Linked DNA regions of Mus musculus: region 2 is linked to region 1. A link is a loop called in an ENCODE intact Hi-C map of the cell type or tissue named here. Cell type or tissue: left cerebral cortex. All regions are shown on one strand. Each heading gives the region's core, and the rest is flanking DNA. Links, peaks and the distances in the headings are about the cores only.

The links. Hi-C counts contacts between places; a loop is a spot of excess contacts. Peaks named below come from ENCODE experiments on the same cell type or tissue, not always from the same donor. Only the 100,000 strongest peaks of a DNase experiment are listed, where the experiment ranks them.
Region 2: a loop joins it to region 1, with 4 times the contacts of the local background. A loop is called at or near these places in 21 of 42 quality-filtered maps.

The regions. Positions count from the first base shown.
Region 1 is chr5:137,746,189-137,748,991 of GRCm38, reverse strand. It overlaps Tsc22d4 (TSC22 domain family, member 4), which reads right to left. Exons shown (of 5, transcript NM_023910.6): 1 at 2,578-2,803; 2 at 1,133-2,144. The coding sequence starts at 1,876. Among named protein-coding and RNA genes, the nearest start is that of Tsc22d4, 1.6 kb to the right of the region's middle. In left cerebral cortex, for the core only: a CTCF peak has its summit at 1,318; DNase peaks (open chromatin) are centred at 421, 1,314 and 2,293; H3K4me3 peaks cover 2,088 bases; H3K27ac peaks cover 1,552 bases.
Region 2 is chr5:137,655,565-137,658,367 of GRCm38, reverse strand. It overlaps Agfg2 (ArfGAP with FG repeats 2), which reads left to right. Exons shown (of 12, transcript NM_178162.3): 7 at 2,640-2,760. Among named protein-coding and RNA genes, the nearest start is that of Irs3, 11 kb to the right of the region's middle. In left cerebral cortex, for the core only: a CTCF peak has its summit at 1,253 (motif pointing left); a DNase peak (open chromatin) is centred at 1,249.

The DNA.
Region 1 (2,803 bases), core at 190-2,689:
CAGCTGATCCAGAAGACTAAATTTAAAAAAAAAAAAAAAAAAACTTGAGAAAGATGGGAAATTTCTCATGAAATGGAGAGCTGAAGGCCAGGAGAGGGTGGGAGAGCTGGCCCTGACCAGTTCTAACAGGACTCAGGCTCAAGATATTTTTACACTGTGGTTGGAGCCCATGGCCAGGAAGGGACAGAACCCTCACCCTCACTCCCTGCTTCCCCCTGGCAGCCAAGGTGTTATTTTCTCCACAGCAGAAACATCCAACTCTCCCAACCCTAAGTGCCCAACCCCCAACACACACACACACACACACACACACACACACACACACACACACACACACACGCACACCAGGGGCATAGGCATCCTGCCCCCAGCCCAGACTTGTGGATAGCTTCCTCTTTTGGAGACAGGAAGCAGAAAGCACAGAGGATTTAACCCCTTCCCAACTGCTTCCTTACCTCGCACTAGCTAGTCCATGAGTTCACCCCATCCCACACTCCAGGAGAAGCCTGCGTCTAGGGTACTAAAAGCTACTAAGGGTGATATGCCCCGCCCCCTACCCCAATTCCTTAGAGAAACTGGCTTGCAATAAGGCAGAAAAATGGGGCTGGGCTGGTAGCTGATGGTTAGAATAAAGACCCAGAGGAATGCCTACCTTTTATGGCTGCCCCAAAACCCTGCCAGCTCCTCCCCTCAAGGGCCTAGCCAGCCACCCAGCTGGAACCTCCACCCTCATCACCTGAAATCAGGGAAGGTAAAGACTGAAGTGGGCAGGCCACATAGGCCAAGGGCAACAATGTGAAGGCCACAGAAAAAGGAGAGAAAAGAAAAAAGAAAAGAGATGGAAAGGAAAAACGGAAGGAAGGAAGGAAGGAAGGAAGGAAGGAAGGAAGGAAGGAAGGAAGGAAGGAAGGAAGGGAGGGTGCATGTGTATTCAGAATAAAGAAAGGCTGGGAGAGAAAAAAGATTTCAGAGTACAAATTGCAAAAAGGGAGAGGGGACTTTATGCCTATCCAACAGACAGGTGATAAGGGGTGGGCCGGCAGGACGGAAACTGAGGGGAGGAGGCCCAGGATATAGGTCAGCCGCCTGAGTACAGTAGGTCCCGCCCCGCCCCCATGAACCCATCTCTTACCTTTCCTGTCTCCGCTGGAGCAACTAACTCCATCCTCAGCCGAACTGCTCCATCTCTTCTCCGTGACAGTGGAGGGGTTGCGGCTGCTGAACCCCCAGACTCCACTTCTACCCTCAGAGAGGGCAGGGTCTGAGCACTATCTCCAGTCCCAGGCCCTGGGGGGCGCTGCTGGGGTGGAGATGCTGACAGCGGGGGTGTCTCCACCTTAGCCTTGCCAGGTCCTGCCAGCTGGCCCAGCCCCCCTGTGAAGGAGCGGGCCTGTGGTCCAGGAGAAGTAGGGGGCGGGCGGAGCCAAGAGGTGGGGCCCTGAGACAGGCCTGGCTGCGGGATAGGGGTGCTTATGCCCAAACTAGCCAGCTCCAACCTAGAATCCAATGATCTGCCTCCGGTGCCTCCAGAGGCCCCTCGAATGCCCTCCAGAAGCCGACCGAAGCTTGGAGGCTCCAGATCTCTCTCGTAAACATCCACACACGTCCACCGACCTCGACGATAAGGCTCTCCCAAACCTTGGGGCAGCTTCACCACCCGGAAACGGGAGGCAGGGGCTCCAGGTGGCGGAGAGCCATTCCGGGGGGTGCCCCTGCCCCCTGGATCAGGGTTGGGGTCCCCATTGGGGAGGCGGGGCGGGGGCCCAGCGAGAGCCGGTGGGACAGGGGAATCCGAAGCCCCTGGGCTTCCTGGGCCCTCATAGTCCGTGGTGACGCTGGTGATCTGAAAACTACTTTTCTTCTTACCACCACTCATGGTCCCTGGGGCTCCGGACTGGGCTCGGGTGGGGGAGGGGCTGGGCTCCTGGAGAGGGGCTCAGGCACCTCTGGAACAAGGGGGCCACATGGCAGGGACATCGGGGCCCCTGGGGACGTCTGGGTCCGACATGGCAGGAGGGCCTTGTGGGAACTTGGGGGTGCCTGGTTAGTGACTGGAGTACAGAGGGGAGGTGGCAGGAGGGGGGGGCAGGGGCAGGTTTTTCCTGCTGCTGTCGCCGCTGAAACCCCAAAGCTGAGCTTGCAAACTGGAAAAAGAAAGAGACAGAAAGTGAGCGAGAGTGTGTGTACGTGAGCAAAAGAAAAAGCAGGGGCCAAACCACCTCCGGGGCTTCCTCTCGGGGGAGCCGACTGGAGGGAGGAAGAAGAAAGCCACTAGAGACCCAGAGACAAGTAGAAATGACAGACCGGAGCAGAGGGGACAGAATTCAGAACACCCACAACAGGAAGAAGCAGCTGGGACCCAAAGTTGGACATTTCATGCTTGAGATCCAAACTCGTCCCCAACACGTATCTCCATGGCCAGGGGCACAGGGGTGAATCGGCTCCTCCCCTGAAAGGGCCACCCTGAGGCCTCTGCCGGGCCTCAAGCCCACCCCACCCCCATTCCAGTTCCCCCATCGCTGGTTAGGCACTGCCCGCCAAGCCAAGCGCCCCGCCCAGCCCGGGAGAACTACCTACCTCTCGGGCCTCGGCCACCGAGCTGAGCTGGAGAGAAGACCTGGGGGACTAAGATCTCTCTCTCTCTCTCTCTCTCTTTTTTTTTTAAATCCTAAGGCGGCCTAGAGCAGGCCACGGCAGGCAGCAATCAAGGGCTACCCAGTGTTCTCTGGCGTCCGCATCTCACTCTGCGAGGCATCTCGGTGGAAAGTTTGCAGTTGAGACGAGAAGAAACCAGCGCTTCCAC
Region 2 (2,803 bases), core at 77-2,576, 91 kb after region 1:
CTGGGAACCGAACCCTGGTCCTCTGCAGTAGTGGCGAGCGCTCTTAACCACTAAGCCATCTCTTCAACCCCAGAATATATTCTTTCCAATATGATCCTTTAATGGTTGGCGATTCAATAGGAAACAAAATTTCCATAATTTCCGACAAATAAGAATTACATGTGTTGTGCTAGAGAGGCAGAACAATAGTTAAGAGCACTGACTGCTCTTCCAGAGGACTCAGGTTCGAGTCCCATCACCTACATGGCAGCTCACAACATCTGTAATTCCAGTTCCAGGGGACCTGATGCCCTCTTCTAGCCCATATGCACACCAGGCATGTACATAGTACACACATATGTGCAAGCAAAATGCTCATACAAGTAAAAAATTTTTAAAAAAAGGCTTAGAAAGTTTTAAATTTTACAATATTTATTCATCGTCCCGTTGGTACGGTGCTTGCATAGCTTGTGAAAGTGTCTCAGTTTGATCCTTATCAGCACATAAATTAGACATGTTAAGCTAGGCTCATTATCCTGTCACTCAGGATAGTGAAGAAGGAGGGTCAGAAGTTTGAGGTCATTGGCTGGCTACACCGGGAGTTTGAAGTCAGCCTGAGCTACATGAGACCCTGTCTGAAAAGACACAAGAGAGGGTAGGGGTGAGAGGGATGCTGGCCTATAGTTCAAGTTGATTACATCCCAACAGTGCTGGGATCTATGTGGGAAAAGAAAGACCTGATACTCGCAGTTCCCAAAGCATCAGGTCTGGACGGCTCTACCAGCTGACAGGGCACACCCTAACCCATCCCTGCCACTGTGGCAAGATCGATCCCCAGTGTGCACGTGGAGCTAGGATGGAGGATGTAGCTCAGTTGGTAGAGCACCTGCCTAAGCACAGGCAAGGCCCCAGATTCCATCCCCAGCAACACGAGGCAGAAAAAGCTCTATAGACTTTAGAGATTTTGAGAGGTGGGCAGCTCTTCTGATAGGGCTGTGTTGTGTATGTAAGGAGTGCGAAGAGGGGAAGTTGCTAAATGTGCAGTTTCTTGGAGTTCAGTGGGTAAGGCTTTTGCTGCCAAGTCCAGTGACCTGAGGTTGATCCCAGATCCCACGTGACGGAACAAGAGAACCAGCTACTGCAAGTCCTCTGACCTCCATGTGCACCCCTTTATGCAAAAAAAAAAAAAATTAATAAGAATTAAACTGCTGCTTTGGAGCTGGTGATGGCTTCCTGGGTAACCCGAGTTGAAGCCCAGCTCTGCCCTCTAGTGTCCATAGGGGAACACTTCACAGACTATGATCCAGGCAGGAGCCAGCTGGGGTAGAAACTCTCTCCTTGGGAAGCAGTTGGAACATGGAGAGCGAGGCCATACCGAGAGTTGGCTCATTCCTAGAGGAGCTGAAACCCCTTGTTACATTAGCTCAGAAACCCCGTGTACTCTGAGGCAAGCAAGCATGGCCCAGATCCACCTGCCTTATGTTCCGTGTTTGAAAGCATGGATGGGGGGTGGGGGGGCTGTCAAGATGGTTCCGTGGGTAAAGGCACTTGCTATATAAGTCTGATAACTTAAGTTTGACCTCCAAAACCTATGTAAAAAGCACTCAACACCCACACACAAATAAGTAAGGAATTAAAAAGATAAATGCAGTCTTTAGAAATGGGGGAAGCCTAGACATTCAAACTACAGTGTTGGAAAAAGAAGCCAGAACTGAACTGGAGTGTATGTGGCTCAGTGACAGAGTTCTTGCCTAGCATGCACAAGGTCCCGGGTTCTGTCCCAGCACCGCTGGGGTGGGGGAGATAGATGGGGAGGAAGAGAGAGAGTGGGGGGAGATGCTGAGTACGGTGGCCTCCAAGCCCTCAGGAAGCTGAGGCTGACTTGCTGCAAGGTTGAGGTCTAACTGGGCTGTGTAGGGAGACCCTATGTGAAAAATGAAGGTTTGGGATGTTAGTTCCATGGTAGGGTATTTATCTAACATGCACAGGACCCTAGATTTCATTTATGGTACAATTAATAAACTAATTTCCTTTGGCCGGTTTGGGTTTTTGTTTTTTCTTGGTGGTTTGGTTTTTTTTTTTTTTTTTTTTTGAGTCAGGGTTTCTCTGTGTAGCCCTGGCTGTCCTAGAACTTGCTCTGTAGACCAGGCTAGCCTTGAACTCACAGATCCACCTGCCTCTGCCTCCTGGATGGTGATGTTGAAGGTATGCGCCACCGCTGCCTGCCTGATTCTCAAAGTTAACCGGGAACTCGGGATGTCTTTGTAGAGTGTCTGTCTATACACTGAGCCCTGGATTTGATCCTTAGCCCGTTATACTCCAGGCACACTTGTAATCCCAGCCTTGGGAGACTAAGGCAAGAGGATAAAGGAGAGTTCAAGGCCAGCCTGAGCTACATATTGAGAGCCTGTCTCAAAAAAGACAGAAAGGAGGAATGCCATTTTTGCTGAAGAGACAGCCAAGATGAGACCTTATTGCCTTACCCAGAAGTCTTCAGGGGATGAGCCCTCCTACACTAGCCACTCACAGGAGAGCCGAACTGGCTCAGAGAGTCCAGCAGGTGCCTCACCTGTCACCATTCCACCCCACCCCCACCTCCATCTCCCCTTCTCGTCTTTCCCTCAGGTCTCAGCCTAGCCTCCTTGTTTTATCCCATCCAGGAAGTGGCCAGATGTCTGCGTTTGGTGTGGCACCCCTTGCAGCTGCCAGTCAACCCAACAACCTTGCAGATGTGGGCGGCCTCCTGGGTCCCAGGATGGCTGCTGGAGGTCTCCCTGGCAGGTGGGTCTAGACACAAAGGTGACTTATCTGAAGGTTGGTGGCA